Regions from separate parts of the Mus musculus genome. Here region 2 is linked to region 1. Evidence: chromatin loops called from intact Hi-C (ENCODE). Cell type or tissue: left cerebral cortex. All regions are shown on one strand.

Region 1 (8,000 bases):
GGTCTGCTCCAGTTCTGTCCTTTTATTTATTTATTTTAAATGTTTATTCCATTGTGTGGGGCAGGGGATGCTGTAGCGTCCAGAGGCCAGAGGCAAACAGAGTCAATTCCCTCCTCTCACCATGTGGACTCTGGGATCTAACTCGGAACCAGGCTTGGTACCAAGCACCACCTTGTCTCTGTGCTGGCTCATGGACTCAGTTCTGACACTTTAGCATTCAGTCTCACGAAGCACACACACACACACACACACACACACACACACACACACACACACACACACACACAGAGAGAGAGAGAGAGAGAGAGAGAGAGAGAGAGAGAGAGAGCCATTAAAATATTCAATTATAGCAATCCAGAAAAAAATAAAAGGGATACTGTTTTATATGGTGCTAAAGATTCCTATTTGACTCTCCCACCTCCTAACTATTCGAAATGTGTACCCATGAAATTCTACTAGTTCCCTGTAAACTATTTTTGAAAAATTGGTTGGGGCCAATATAAAATGTTGCCTCTTATTATCCAAGGCTCAGAACCATAGCTGTAGGACAAGGTATGCTTTTCTTTCAGCAACTGTCAAGGGCTGGGTTTTATAACTATTTAGCCTTCGTTATCTAAGCAGCGTCTCTCTACAGGGAGAGCTGAGGCTGCCAAGCAGCCTGGACTCCACTCTGCTTCGATTCATCTGCTGTTGCGTGGAAGCCTCTCCATCAGCCTGCTCTTCCATCTCTAGGACTGTGGAGAAAGGAACACAATGTTGCTGCTGCCTGTGGTCACGCTCCAGCTTAGCAACTCTGTAAGACACGCTCACCTCTATGTGAAGCCTGCTTGTCTGTGCCTTAGTCACCAAACTGCTGCCTACTTTCAGACAGAAACCCTGCTCCCACCCAGAGTTCCAGTCCTCAGAAGGCTTTGATTTTTAATAGGTTTCTCTTTTTTAGTTTAGTTTTTGAAATTAAAATATAATTACATCATTCTCCCTTCCCTTTCCTCCTGGCAATCCTCCCACATATGCCCCTTCCCTAACTCTCAAACTTATAGCCTCTTTTTCTCTGATTATTCTCTTTTTCTCTCTTTCCCTCTCCCTCCTCACCTCTCACTGTATACATGTGTGTGTGTCTATGTCTCTATCTTTCTCTCTGTCTCTCTGTCTCTCTCTCTCTCACACACACCCTTAATGCATATTTATACCTGCTCTGTCCACATAATGTCCATGTATGGTTTTAATGCTGTATCCATGGTCCACAAAGGATGAAGGAGGGAAGAGGCAGGACTGTGGCATCCCAGGGAAATGCAAACCACACAAACAGCTGCCTGATGCTGTGCTTCATCCATTTAAGATTATGAGATGCCACAGGCGGAGTTTTGGGAAACGGTGTCCTGTTAGGGACACCGTTCTCCCTCTGAACAAAGTTCTTTTCCTTTCACGATTCCATTCTAAAACCCTCAGCCTTCCTGACCACTCTGCTGCATACCAAAGGCCTGGCGTTTCGGAGCTGAAGAAGAGTAAATGATGCCCTGTGTGGGATACCCACGAGAGCATGTGGCGCTCAGAGAAAGGAAACTACTTTTCCTTATGGAACTACCAGGCATCTGGATTGGGAAGAGAGAGAAAAAAAATCCAGTCATTCTGATGGTTTGTCTACATAGTACCAAACATCTGGAAGCTGGGTGACAGACTAAATCTTTCACTTCATATTCTGATGATTTTTTTTTTTTTTTGCGTTATGCTGAAACAACTTAAAATCATCTGTACCCTAAATGATTTAAGCCCCAAGCTCATACTTGGTGATTAATTGAAGTTTTGACGTGATCGAAGAGACAGATGAAGCAGACGCTTTAGGCTGCTTCTCCATGCAGTGTGCTAGGTTTTTAAAAAGACACACCCATTGCAACTCTCCTGTAGGAACTAGAACAGTGGAGAGGATTCCCAGAAATACTAAGGCTCTGTGCCTAAAGATACTGTGTACACTTTTGTTTCACAGGGTTTTCAAACTCAGGTCAACCCTTGAAGAACTAGAAGCAACATTCCAAACAAGTCGCTTCCTCCAAGCAAGTTTAAAATACACATATTTCTCTCACGCCAATGCGGGCTGCATGCTCAGCCGCTCAGCAGAGTTCTAATGGGGTCTATCAGGAGCCTTGTAAGGAGACATTTTGGAGAAACAATTTTATTTTATTTTATTTTATTTTATTTTATTTTATTTTAAGGGAAGGGGGAAGGGAAGGGGGAAGGGAAGAGACCAAGAGGGAACAATAAGAGGGAAGCAAGAAGCAAGAGAACAAGATCGAGAAACAATTTTATTGATGCAAAAATTTAAAAAGTAAAGATTCTATCCACTAGAGCCACCTTGAACTCTTGTCACACAAACACAGCGGAGACTCTGTTTGAACAGTTTGCAGCATGACCACTTGGAAAAGACAAACTACTTTGTGTTGAGAGTTGTGTTTCTTGTTTGTTTCCACATTAAATGCAGTTGTGGGATCAAACACTTGTTGTGTGTTCAGAACACGTTTTCATGTATCAGAAGACATGACTCTCAGTCACCCTGGCTTCTCGGCTACCAAGGGGCTTCACAGGCATGGCTTATACCACGAAAATTCCAATATATATCTTTGATTATTTCCACAGAGGTACATAGCGTGTGTACATTACACATACCAGTATTATTGAGCTGAACTGGCCCAGTGCCGCATTTTTGCTGATTCAGCCCATGGTTCCTCTTTCCCTGATTACTAAAATAACTTTTCTCCATAAGCAAGGAAAATACAGAGGGCTCTTATTTTCACCCTTAATTATACCAAGTCCAAAGGCAAAAATCAGACCAAATTTTTTGAGCCTTATAAAATAAAATAAAAAATGTTCAGTCTTCCCCGCCACCCCAGGAGCGTCGAAATTTGGAAGTGAGCTTGCTTTTCGCTGATGAACTTTTAATTAGCTTTTCTGGGAGGGTCTGCTCTCCAGTGCAGGTTGCTTCTGCATTTTTATGCTGTATGTACTGTTATAGACTTGTAGCAATACATATGTCTTAGTTTCACACAGAGAAAGGTACACTACCCAGTGCTAGACTGCACGGATCACCTTCTCTGACTCAGCGAGGGGATCTCAGAGATCTGGTCTGTATTATTTATGAACACAAGGGCAATGGTCAGTGCCCATACACACAGAATGTTCTCGAAGCTAAATTCTCTGTTCTCGGACACATTCAGCAATCTGCTGCCGTGGGAATCACTGGGGGCCTAGGTTAGCAGGAAGGTTGGGGAAATTTCCACAGCACAACCTTTAGGACTAGCTCACTAATCAACACAAATCTCAAGTAGTCGTGGACTAGGCCCACAATTGGCATTCCTGAAACCAAGGACCACCAGCTGAGCTCTAAATAAATACAGATGTGACAGACAGAGGAGACCCCAAGGAGGGCGGCCTCTCCACTCACAGGTCCTTCCCTGTACAGGCGAGTGTGCCCACCGGCGGTAACATAGCAGAGGATGGGGTGGACACCGAGTTGAGAGGCCCTAGGTCTGAAAACAGTTCGGGATGATTCTGGCCGCCCACCACACTGTGGGCCTCGCTGCTTGTTCCTCAAAGAGGCTGTGGTTGACCTAGCCCAGCCGCGCCTGGGTAGACTGTCAGGCCTGGTTTGAGGAATCACAAACCTAGTCTGCTCGCACAGGGTCTGCAGGAGGCTTGGCTCGCCCAGCGCAGGGTCAGGGCGACCAGTCTCCGAGCCACTCCAACGTGGAGCCTGACAGCGAGACTGCAGAACGGATGACGGTGTCCTGAATTTTGTGAGCCCCAGGCTACCAAGAGGTGGAGCCCGGGGCAGGCGGCTGGGCGCAAAGAAACTGCCCAGCGGCCAGAAACCGTGGGAACACCACTACCTCGGGTCCTCAGCCGGAGGGCTTGCAGAAAAACTGGGAGAAGGGAACCGAGCGCGCTTCCCCTGTTAGGTCTGCCCTGAGAGCGACAACCAGTGACCTCAACCATCCGTACCTTCCACCCCAAGCCTGGACCGCACTACTCACCACCTCTTGGTCACCTACCCTTCTCTCTCTCCCTCCCTTTACCCACCCCCGCCGGTGCCACTCGGGTCACCCCGGGGGGTGGCCGAGATCCCAGCTGTACAAACACTGGGAACAGCCCTCGTCCGCCACAGAACCTTGTACCACCCCCGCCCCAGGGCCCGGGGTCCCTTCTCTGCCTCTGGGAAAGCGCTGAGCAGCGGGGCCCGACCCTAGAGTCGGTGACTGCCTCCAGCACGAGTTTCACCGCCTTCGTCCGCCGGCGCCCGGTGCATCTCTGTCGCCCTCAGCCTCCAGGCCAGAGTTCCCCCAACCCCCGCCGAGCCCGAGCGTCCCCTCACCCCCTTCCCTCCCAGCCCGCGAGGTGCTGGGAGCGGGGATCGGACCGGAGGCACCCACTGCGGCAGATCCCCGGCCTCCGATCTCTCCTGCAGCCGACCCAGAGCCACGTGCGCCAGGCGGACTCCACACCCTACGGGTGCCGTGCCCCGCTGCCCCGGGAGCCGGCCGAGCCTCTCCCCCGCACCTGCACCCACCTCGCCTGCTCGCCTTTCCTTCTGCGCGGAAATACCACTGGCTTCAGACAATTTCAGACAGGCTCCCAGCAGTAGAGGAGGATAGGACATTCCGATCGCTGGAGATCAAACTGGCCCAGGCGACCCGCATTAGAGCAGAGACCCCTTTGCCTGGCCTGGAGAGGGTACAGCCCAAAGAACGAGGCTAACACCAAGTGATGAACTAACTGCTTCATAGTGTAGCGAAGGGCTATCCAAACCATTCCTTTCTGCAGACCTGGCAGGACCCGGAAGCTGGTCGTAAGCAAGAGCAAGAACGTGAATTTATTGGCGTAAGTCTCATTTTAAAAGGTCAACACAAGTAAGAGGCACATGACAGTTAAACGCTGGTGATGAGAGCGCTGGACACGGCTGGGCACTGCGCAGACTGTTTCGGGACCTTTCTTTTTTTGTTTGTTTGTTTGTTCAAAGTGCAAAATTAAGCTAAAAGATTTCCTTACAGCAAACTGTGTGTACGGTGACTTTCCCTCTAAGGGAACTCTTGCTGATGCCGCAAACAGCATCGTAAACAACACTCTAAGGTTTGTGCTTGTGCAACAAAACCGGCAAAACAGAACCAAGGTAAAGGAAGGCTAAGTCCCACTGAGTGAATACTTCATTCAATCGCGTGGGGGGGGGGGGGGAGGTATTGATTTGCATAGTAAATCTGAATCACAAAAGGGCAAGCACAGCTTCCCTTTCAGGGCACTATCTTAGCTTTCCTGGAAGCCCAAAGAAAACAAACAGCGTTGTCAGGGTTTTGTTCCTTAAGGGAATAAATTGTCCTTTTGAGCCGCCGTGGAGTGCTCCGGAGTGAGATGTGCTGTATATATTAGGATATTTTGGAAGCTGGTGCAGGTGTGGGCTGATTCAAATTACTGGGGTTTGTGTTCTTCTAAAGGGTCAAATGAAGGATCTGGTTTTAGGGGAGGTGGACAGGAATACGGTTTCCTGAGTGAAAACGCCTGTGAGCCCAGCCTCGCATTGGAGGACTAAATGCAATCCTGACCAGGCATCCCCCGATGGCCCAGGAAAAGGATGTGTCTATCAGCATACATGTCATCAGTCCTAATTATTTAATATTTGCACTCAATCAAATGCCTTCGCTATTTTGAGAATTTTCACAAATAAGCAATTAGCAAAACAATCTGTAAAGTCTACAATCTGTTGATTTAACGGTGAATTAGTAAGGATTATTCTCCTTACTTAACTTGTAGGAACATTTTAATAGCTAGGAAGTTCGTGGCTGTTGAAAATAGAGCACACAAATTTTGGTGTTAAATATTCCAAAGTTGCAGAATTCTGACAGTCACATAAGTACTTCTTACAAAGTCATTTTGGAACAAAATCTAGGAAATAAAATTAGAATATATTGGTCTTAATCTCGGAAGATATTGGTGAGTTGTCTATATGGTTTCTTAAATGATTTTCTACCCAAAAATTCAGAGACCTTTTAAAACTCTATTAAAAGATATAAATTAGGTTATGTCAATACAGGCATTTAGTTCTATGCAATTCTTACTCCTTCTAAGCCAACACACTAAGCTAACAGTCATATTAGTTTTTATTCCCTAAATATCAGTATCTGAAACTCCCTAAATGTAAATGACCCTGTAGAATTGACTTATAGTCTGTAAATGCTACTAGGAAACTTTACGTACAATTATGCAGGTCACTGGTAGTTTTAAATCACTAAAAAGTAGATACATAAATTTTCTGGCTTGAAGGAGTAAATCTAGATCTATGACTTTCTAATAGAAGATAAATTATAGCTTATTGAGATTTGTTTTATTCTAAGGAAAATAATAATTTTCTTTGCTGTCAGAGATACCCATGGGGGCAACTTTTTATTATATTTTTGAGGGCTGTTAAATTTGAAGATTAAACAAATAACTCCAAACCATTTATCAGAAAAGCCTTCAGACCATTAATGATATTTTGCTTCTGAGGAGGGTATATGAGAGCAGAAAGATAGTCACATTAATATTGCACTTTCATAACCAAAAATCTATACACAGAACCGGAAATAGGTGCCAATAAAAATTAAATACCAGGGTCCAGGTAGAGGACACTCTAAATTCCGCTTGGCAGGGCAAGAGTGTGCTGCCAATAGTCCTTAAGTTCTGTTCTTTATGATAACAAAGTGGTTCAGAGACCCCGCTCACCAACCTTGCACAATCACAGCTGTGTGTATGGGTTGTGTGTTGGTCACCCCCACCTCTAATCTCAGTTTAGCCTTCCAAGGCAAGGAAATAAAGGGGAATGCTCGGACTACTCTGCCACACATACGGACATAGAGTTTATTAATAGGAGAATTTAGCTTAGCCCTCTCACTATTCATCTGAAATTAATTAACTGTGTAGAATTACAAGGTGGGTGTATTCCAGACAGCAGGCCCCGCTCGGACTAATCAAAAGGGCACATGTTGAATGAACACGATTTAGTTAAGGTTAATCCAGTGAAGATGATACGTCCCTGGTCTTAATTACTCCAGGTGATAGATTGTGGGATGGGAAAATAGGAAGGAAGGGAAATTTGGCCCTGCCAAGACCAGGGTTTTCTAATTTAATTTAGCTCTCTGTTTTCACAGTTTCCGTTCCGAGAGCAGGACCACACTCTCTGGGCTCTCGTTGAAGGTGGCTAAAAGAAAGAAAATGAGCATTGTACATTTTAATTAAATAAAAACAAATATGATGTTTCAAAGATGTTTGTGAGTTTTGTACTTATTGTTACACAGTTGTCAATTGGGGAATTTTAGCACAACTCAGTGTATTCTTGCAGATTTCTCCTGGAGGTTATTTTTTTTTAAACCCTTGGTGCCCAGACTTGTTTCATGAAGAACAGAGAAGTACCTACAGAGCTGCAAGGGTGAACTGAATGCAGGAGTTGTTTAGAATAATACAGCGTAAATATTACTCAGCACGCAACAGCCATCCTGTGTGCGCCACAGAAAGAGAGAATGAAATTGAGGAAAGCAAGAACACACACCCAGTGGCTCCAGCTCTGAAGCTAAAGAAAAAAGTCTACAGCACTTCTAGGCAGAATAGTGTTGCCCTGGGATGGACAGTCAGCTTTCAGCAGCAAGTTTCTGGCCACCTGTCATGTTTGTTTCTTACACAAATTTAGGGATTTGTGTGTTTTCCTGGATTTATCTTTTACTTCAACAAAGCATTTGCACCCCACCCCACCCCCCCCCAAAAATTTTTTAAATGCTGAAAAGTGCAAGGCTGGAGTGCGGACAACGTCTGTTTTAGATGACAGAGGGCTAGAGAAGAGGTCTGAGAAGACACTTAAAAAGAAAATGTAGAAGTCATCTTCGCAACGTTATTTGTAGGGTTGAAGGAGTCCACTTGGCCGCTCTAACTTTGCAGTCTACGGATCCTTCCAGCAGCCTCGCATCCATCTGCTCCAAGTGTCTGGGTCC
Region 2 (8,000 bases), 110 kb after region 1:
TCTTAAGCAGCTGCTCAATGCGCTGGAACGGAGTGCAGAGCTTGTCTGAGTGTCACGCTGCTGTCTATCAAATCCCTACCCAGACAGCCTATGCTCTGTCCTGGTGCAAATTCTGGGAAGGAGGGGCCAGAGACTGCTGTGTGTGAAGGGACCCTAGCTGAGATTCTAACCTTTTTAGGGCAGGCATCCAGCCGGCCCCCTGCTGCCAAGAGGTTCTGGCCCAAACCTGCTAGAACTGGTTTGTGACAGAGGAAGGAAGGGATAGGTAGTATCATATCACACTCCCGCTTTGGGTAACGGGGCTACAGTTTGTCTATGCTTGCTGGGTAATGACTTTTCATCGGGCACCCTGGGTGGCAGGTCCCTCCTCTGCTCTGCTCTGCTCTGCTCTGCTCTGCTCTGCTCTGCTCTGCTCTGCTCTGCTCTGCTCTGCTCTGCTCTGCCTGCTGCTGAGTGCTGCCTGGAGGCCCTAGGCAGGATTGGTGGCCTGGGGACCACAAGGGAGGCAGCACGGGGATGTCCAGAATTGTGGAGCTCTGGGATTCAGAAAATCTGCCTACTGTCAGCATTGGCAGGACCCAGTCCATCAACTTAAAGCCTCAAAGGCTCATGGAGGGGCAGGTTTGATGACATGAGAGATCATCTTTGTGATGTTAATACTCTCAAACCTACTGCAGGCCAGCACTGAGAGGGGCTGGGGAGAGCACTGAGGCCCCAGCTAACCGGGAAATGGGCCCAGAGTCTTACACCAGGAAGTGACTAACTGGTCTAGCACCCAACCAATGGATGTCTTTCCTTCTCTGGCCTTCTTTTATCAAACAAAAACAAAACAAACAAACTGTGGTGGCTGTGACCAGAGCTGGGATCTTCTGGTCGGCTGAATCCTTTAAACTCTGGTCACTCTTAGCAGCAAGCTGTGCTCTAGAACCTCCGGGCAGTCTGGGTAATATATTTCCCAGGTCCCCTGGAATCCTCAGAGCTCACTAAAGGGCATCCATGTCAAACAGGGCAGCCTGAACACACTAGAGTCTGCCCTACCCACAGAGGAAGTCCACAAAGATGACATCTGGATTTCTGCAGTAACTTGTTCAGGTGCTGGCTTAGCACCAACTTAGGCAGTCTTCTGTTTTCAACTCAAGATAAAGGACAGGGCTCCCAGAGCTAAAGTCTTAGGGAAAGCCACAGTGCTCATCTCTCCCATGCTTACATCATCACAGAAAGACTTGTGGCATTCTGGAGCAGAGGGGAAGTTTGGGAAATGATGCTGGATCCTTAAATAAATAAATATGTACCTTACCCATAAACAACCAGCAACCAGAAACCAACGCTTAGGCTCGGGACTCCATTTTCAATATCTGCCTCTCCATCGCCTTAGAAAGCTGACAGGGTTGTTAACAAAACGAGGTCTAGAGGTTTTAGCATGGTCTGTGCCTCCTTGGATCTTGGCATTGAATGTCACTAGGAGCTTGCAGCTGGGTGGGAAAGGGCGGAATGGATGCCCAAAGGACAAGCCTTGCCAAGAAATAAGCCGTGGGCCTTTCAAACTCTGGAAACTTCAGGGATGTCCCTGACCCCACCCCTCCAGTGCACCCCTAACCTTCTATTGCTTGGATTTTTCCAAAGGACCAGCACTTCGTATGTTCTGGGGGAGTTCTGACAAAGAAACAAAAAGCAGGGCTCCTCCTACCCACTTTCTAAGGCCAATCTTGCCGGAACTTAGCGCTGGGTTCTCAGGCAGAAGAGACCAGGAACCCGAGCCCAGAAGTAGGGAGACAGGAAGCTGGTAAATCCAGTCTCTTCTGTGCACCTCACCCCCACCCCGGGAAGTGCGACAATTACCCTACACACGCTGCCCTGGGCTCCCCGGGGCAGTCTGCGGGTCTATGCGGGCTCCCCTGTTTTGTGTCGCCGCCCTTGCAAGATTCAACTTCCGTAAAGGCCACACGAGACTGCCGGGAGTTTCTCGGGTCCTGGGCCCCGTGGGGTTAAGTCTGAGTCCCCGCCTGGCGAGGAGCAGATCGCGCCGAGTGGGGGCGGTACCGGCCGCGGGGCAAGCAGCCTGCTGCGAAAGGAAGGAAAGGCGGGATCCTCCGGGAAGTTGATTCTCAGGCGTCCAGCTGCGGCCACTGCCAAATCTCTGACTTCTCTCCCCACCTCCTCCCCCTTTCCCTAGGGGATAGACATCTCGGGTCCCGGGTTTCTTGCATGGGGGTGGGGTGTTGTCAGCTAGAAAAGCCAAGCCTTTCAGAGGCCCCCTAAGAGAATCCAAACTCTCCATCCCACTGACCTCCTCCTGGGTTAGTGTCTCTGCCTGTCAGCTGCGACCTTCCGAGCGACGCAGTGACCCAGCCGGAGCTGGAGCACCTGGCGAAGCCTGGGTGAGGCTGTTGCGACGCCTCTTATTTAAAAAAAAAGGGAGGGGTGTCTCACACTTTTTCTCTTGAAGGCTCCTTCTGTCCCCCTCTTTTCCTTTCCTGAAAGGCACCCCCTTAAACGGTCCTCCGCCTTCCCTTCTACTCCCTTCCTTCCCCACTTCGGTCCTCCTCTTTTCTTCGAGGGCCCCCACCCAGCCCCCTCCTTCGGGGTCCTCCTCCTCCTCTGCTCTTTGGGCGTCCGCCCCGTCAATCACCGCCGTCTCGGGGCCCCAGCCCGGCTCCTCTCCGCCTCCCGGGCTCTGGGAGTGCCTGGGGCTCCCGTCTCGGCCAACCTCCGCTCTGTGCAGAGCCGGGGCGATCTGTCAGCGGAGCTGGCCGAGGGGGGCGGGGGTGGGAGCCGCCCGGGCCGCCGGGGCTCGGGTTACCGGTGACTGACAGCGTCTCCATGGCGAATAATTTGACTCGACTATTGTCTGGCGCGGGCAGGCCCCGGGTCAGATAACCCGACCAATCAGGGCGCGGGCCGCCGCGCCTCATGCCCGCTTAGAATAATATTATTAAAAAAGCTGCAAGCGAGCTAGACGGGAGGGAGAGCGAACGAGCGAGGAGCCGGCGAGCGAGCGGCGGGCGGGCGCGGAGCATGCGGAGCGGCGCCCCGGGCGGCCTCCGGGCTTGGGCGCGGGCGAGGCGCGCGGGCGGCGGGGGCGCGGAGCTGCGCGGGGCCGGCGGCGGGAGCGAGGACGGATCGTTGTGACTCAGGAGTCGCTCGGGAGCCGGCGCCTGGCCAGGGGGCCCCGCCCGCCTGTCGGCCGGCCGGGGCCGGCGGGGAGGCGCCCATGCGGGGCCGCGAAGCGCGGTGAGGGCGCGCGCGGGCGGGCGGGCGCGCAGCCGCCACCATGTCCATGCTGCCCACCTTCGGCTTCACGCAGGAGCAAGTGGCGTGCGTGTGCGAGGTGCTGCAGCAGGGCGGCAACATCGAGCGGCTGGGTCGCTTCCTGTGGTCGCTGCCCGCCTGCGAGCACCTCCACAAGAATGAAAGCGTGCTCAAGGCCAAGGCCGTGGTGGCCTTCCACCGGGGCAACTTCCGCGAGCTCTACAAAATCCTGGAGAGCCACCAGTTCTCGCCGCACAACCACGCCAAGCTGCAGCAGTTGTGGCTCAAGGCGCACTACATCGAGGCGGAGAAGCTGCGCGGCCGGCCGCTGGGCGCCGTGGGCAAGTACCGCGTGCGGCGCAAGTTCCCGCTGCCCCGCTCCATCTGGGACGGCGAGGAGACCAGCTACTGCTTCAAGGAGAAGAGCCGCAGCGTGCTGCGCGAGTGGTACGCTCACAACCCCTACCCGTCGCCACGAGAGAAGCGCGAGCTGGCCGAGGCCACCGGCCTCACCACCACGCAAGTCAGCAACTGGTTCAAGAACCGGCGGCAGCGCGACAGGGCGGCCGAGGCCAAGGAAAGGTACGAGTAAGTGAGCATCTGCGCCGGCTTCCCTGGTCCTGGGAGAAACGGGTGCGGGAGGATGGGGAGCTCCTGGACAGGACTAAATCGCACCCGGACCCCGGGTACCAAGCTCGGCCGCAGCTCAGGCTGGCTCAAAACAGCGCTTAGGTCTTTTCTGGAGGCTGAGCGACCCGGAATTTGTCTAAAGCGGGCAAAGCGGTGCGTAAGTTCAGTAACTAATTCCTCAGTCGCTTGTGGACTAAACTGGAAAAACGGCGAGTTTCAGAGAGGGCAGGGCTGTGGGCCTGAATTCCCTGCGAGGTAAGCGTAGGCTTAGGGCCTGATCTTCGAACAACCAAGGGCGTCGGGGATCAGGGGGTTTAGGACGTCACCTCCAGGTCAAAGAGATTTTTAGGGGTCAGGGCAGGGGTTGGAATCTCCCTAGTATTATCTGGGTAATGACTGCAATATCTATGCAAGGTAGACCTATTCCTTGTCTGGGCATAAGAGCTGGGCACAAGAGAGTTGGGAGTTATCCCGCGTAGAAAGGACCCAAAGATGTAAGGCCTCCGGGGGAAATGTCTGCTGAGGAAGAGAAGGCAATCCAGCCTGCCTTTCCTGAACTTGCCAGACCCTTGAAGACCTCGCTCTCCTTAGGTTCTGCTCTCTTTGATGGGCAAGTCGGGTGTGCGAGGTAAACTGGGATCTGCCGAAAGACTGGGAGCTTTCTTTTCTATCGGAATCTAAGACTTTCCAAACTAACCTAAGCTACAGACACCCCTGTAACTGTCTGTAACCCGCTTTGGGCTTAAATCTGGACAAGGAAACTAGGGGATCGAGATCGGAGAGAAACGGATTATGGGAACGGATTTCTCCTTGGGGAACAGCAAAACAAGACACCTGGGTTAGGTGATGTGGATGTGTTGAACACCGTTTGAAGGATCCAGGGTCAGGGTATCGAACAGTAGGGGCAGAAGAGCAAGCTGCAGACTGGACCTGGGTATTTGAAATCCCCAAGTTTGACTTTGAATGGCGATGATGTCTTGCTCATTCCCCCACCCCCCACCCCAAGAAATCTGAAAGAATGGCCGTTAGGAATCCACTAATAGGTTTTACCCAGGATTTCAAATACCCATATCTGGTCAGGGACTGTCCGCAAAAGCAGGCAAGAGGTGGATTCATCTGCGATGGGTTCTCCTCTGTCAGGCTCCATAAGGGCTGGGGTTCCTGACTAGGCCCCAGGTGAGAGCTACAGATTGTGCCTCCTTGTTTCTGCCTACGATCTGAGCCAGCTCTCAGCACCCTGCCCTTCCTTCTACCTTCTCCCCTAGGGAAAAGGAGTCCTCCATTCTCAAAGCCCCATCTTTCTGCCCAGTCAAATGAGCTCCTGCTCAGCTTGGAATTAGGGATCATAGTCTCAGTAGGGAGGGGTTTCCCTCGCGCAGAGAAAGGCAAAGGGAAACTAGGCCTGTGCTCACCCAAGTCGAAGTGGGCCCCTCAGCCTGGGCTCGCTGTATCTGAAGCTTCTATTCCCCACTTCTACCCAGCAAAGCTCGTTTGTACGGTATTTTCCCTCACTTCTCCCAACTCCAGGCTCCCCACTTTGGTGCCGCAGCTCTCTTAAGGAATGGGGTGGGAGACAGGACAGGAAATACTGGGAACAGGAAAGGTAGTCATGACATTAAGGACATGGGCTGATACAGGGAGAGGGACAAGCGAAAACTAGTGTTGAGGGTTTGAGAACGCAATTAAGAACAAGAAGTCAAGTGTGGGAATGGTAGAAACAGCAAACACCCTTTAGCAACCGCAGCGGGGCCCCAGGTGCTGGCATCCTGAGGGTCAGCGCAGAGTGGCCCTGGTTCCCCCTGACCCCGCTCCTTTCCTCCTGCGCTTGCAGGGAGAACAGCGAGAACTCCAATTCCAGCAGCCACAACCCGCTGGCTTCCTCGCTCAATGGCAGTGGCAAGTCGGTGCTAGGCAGTTCCGAGGATGAGAAGACGCCGTCGGGGACTCCAGACCACTCGTCGTCCAGTCCCGCTCTGTTGCTCAGCCCGCCGCCGCCCCCTGGGCTGCCTTCCCTGCACAGCCTGGGCCACCCTCCGGGCCCGAGCGCAGTACCCGTACCAGTGCCCGGTGGAGGCGGCGCGGACCCACTGCAGCATCACCACAGCCTGCAGGACTCCATACTCAACCCCATGTCGGCCAACCTTGTGGACCTGGGCTCCTAGAGCTCTGTTCGCCTCCGGGCGCTTGCTTTCCGTGCTTGATGAAGCGGTGTGGGAGGGCGATAGATTCTGGAGTCTGTGCCGCGTACTGGAAGACTGCCCTGCCACGCTGGAGCGGCAGAACCGGCGGCGGGACAAAGTGGACAATGGTCTGCTCGGTATCCTTTGGGGATTCATTTTCAACAAGTTGCTTTTGAGATCCTTTGGAGGCCAGAGACCGAGTCTTGAACTAGGCAAGGGAATAAATTATAAGCCACCACCACCCCGATTTTTAAAAAATCTCTTCTCCTTTCTCTCTCCTTTTTCTTTCCTCTACTTTCCTTTCGAGTTTATTTCATTTTTTTCTCTCTCCCCGCTTTACGTTTTCTCTTTCCCTCCTTTATAAATATCTCTCTCTCTCTCTCTCTCTCTCTCTCTCTCTCTCTCTCTCTCTCTCTCTCTCTCATTTCTCACATTGTATCCCCAGTCTTTCTTCCTTCTGGTGTCATCTATTTGAGTTCCTTTCTCAACTTTCTAAGAGTCCGACGTGATGTGAACGGAGGTAGACATTCTGGGTCTTCGGTCCTCAAAGACATCTCCCTCCTCTCAGTGTGAGCCTAAGGTGCCAGCTTCTGACTAACAAATGAGCAAGAAAGGCTGCACCCCAGAAGCACCTGAATTCTCATTTCTCTCTCTCTCTCTCTCTCTCTCTCTCTCTCTCTCTCTCTCTCTCTCTCTCTCTCTCTCTCTCTCTCTCCCTCTTCCCCACCTCGCTGGTTCTTCTCTTCCTCCTGGGACTGTGACCTCCGTGCTCCCAGCCCAGAGTGCCTCCGCAGCCGCAGACTTGCCTGTTCCATTTTACGCCCTCATGTGAATGTTCGTCGGGAGATATTTCTGCTTTTATTTTATAATAAAATTAGAAACCATAAATATATGGATATATGCCCCGAGGCCCGGTGGTCTCGCGTGTACCGACGTCTGATTTCCCTTACAGGGACTGAATACTCCGGGTGGGAAGGTCTGGGTACCGGGCAGAGTACTGGAAACCTGGAGCGACCTTTTCTCAGTGTGTCTCCGGCAAGGTGAAGGCATAGGACTGAAAACTCTGAAACCTCCTCCCGTGAGACCTCAGTCCCTTTTCTCGGCAGAGCTCTCAGACTTCCGCTTCCCCATAGCCACCTCCCGGAGCGCCCCACCCCCAGCCCCGCGCCTGACTTCCCCCCCACCCCCACCCCCAACACACACCTCTGGGCTTGTGGAAGGCGAGAACGCGTGCGTGCAGAGGTACTAAATGAGTTTGGACTTGTGGAGTCTGGAAGGGAAATTGGGACGTTTTGACTCCTCAGCATGGTCGAAGTCACTAGAACTGGAAATGATACTGTGGGCTGAGTCTCAGGACCAGTAGCAGTGGCTGAGACCTATGTTCCCAGAGGCTAACGGTGGCGGAAAGGTCTCTGAGTTCGGCAACCTACACCAGATACAGTGGAGGAAAAAGAGAGTGGACGGTCAGCGGCACGCCTGTGTTGTCCTTGCTAAAGTGGGTGCACTGACTCCCACCGGCAGCCCAGGGACTCCCTTCGATTGCCCCTCTAGCTGTAAATAAGTCTACAGTATTGTTTTCGGCCTGGGGTTTTAGCCCCCTTTTGCCCAATAAGTCCATGCCGGTCCAGACAAATCCAAAGCAGACAAGACGCAGTGAGGAGACAGTTAAGGCTTTTCTCAGTATTGATTCGCAGTAGCAATAACTGGGCGGGACTTCAAGGGTAGCAGCCCTGGGCAGATAGGGATGGAGGGGTGGAGGCAGATTTGGGCTCCTAGGGGGACTTTTCCTTTCCGATAAAACCGACACTTTCTGTTTTGTTCATAAACTCAGAAAGACTCTTCTCTCGAAATTTTTATCAAGAATTTCTTTGCCCACGACTCAGACGGTTGGATGAACATAACCAGTTCTGGTTCCAGAGGCTATACCTTTGTACCCTCTTG

The links. Hi-C counts contacts between places; a loop is a spot of excess contacts. Peaks named below come from ENCODE experiments on the same cell type or tissue, not always from the same donor. Only the 100,000 strongest peaks of a DNase experiment are listed, where the experiment ranks them.
Region 2: a loop joins it to region 1, with 5 times the contacts of the local background. A loop is called at or near these places in 11 of 42 quality-filtered maps.

Annotation. Positions count from the first base shown.
Region 1 is chr17:85,796,659-85,804,658 of GRCm38, reverse strand. It overlaps Gm29418 (a long non-coding RNA gene), which reads left to right and starts at 4,925. Exons shown (of 3, transcript XR_877082.3): 1 at 4,925-5,158; 2 at 7,911-8,000. Gm4718 (a long non-coding RNA gene) reads right to left here and starts at 4,935. Exons shown (of 3, transcript XR_003952252.1): 1 at 4,559-4,935. In left cerebral cortex, no CTCF peak of the experiment used is centred here; a DNase peak (open chromatin) is centred at 4,794; H3K4me3 peaks cover 612 bases.
Region 2 is chr17:85,683,224-85,691,223 of GRCm38, reverse strand. Six2 (sine oculis-related homeobox 2) reads left to right here and starts at 2,970. Exons shown (of 2, transcript NM_011380.2): 1 at 2,970-3,831; 2 at 5,711-6,956. The coding sequence starts at 3,272. The coding sequence ends at 6,041. CJ186046Rik (a long non-coding RNA gene) reads right to left here and starts at 2,730. Exons shown (of 9, transcript XR_001782258.2): 1 at 1-2,730. In left cerebral cortex, no CTCF peak of the experiment used is centred here; no DNase peak of the experiment used is centred here; H3K4me3 peaks cover 469 bases.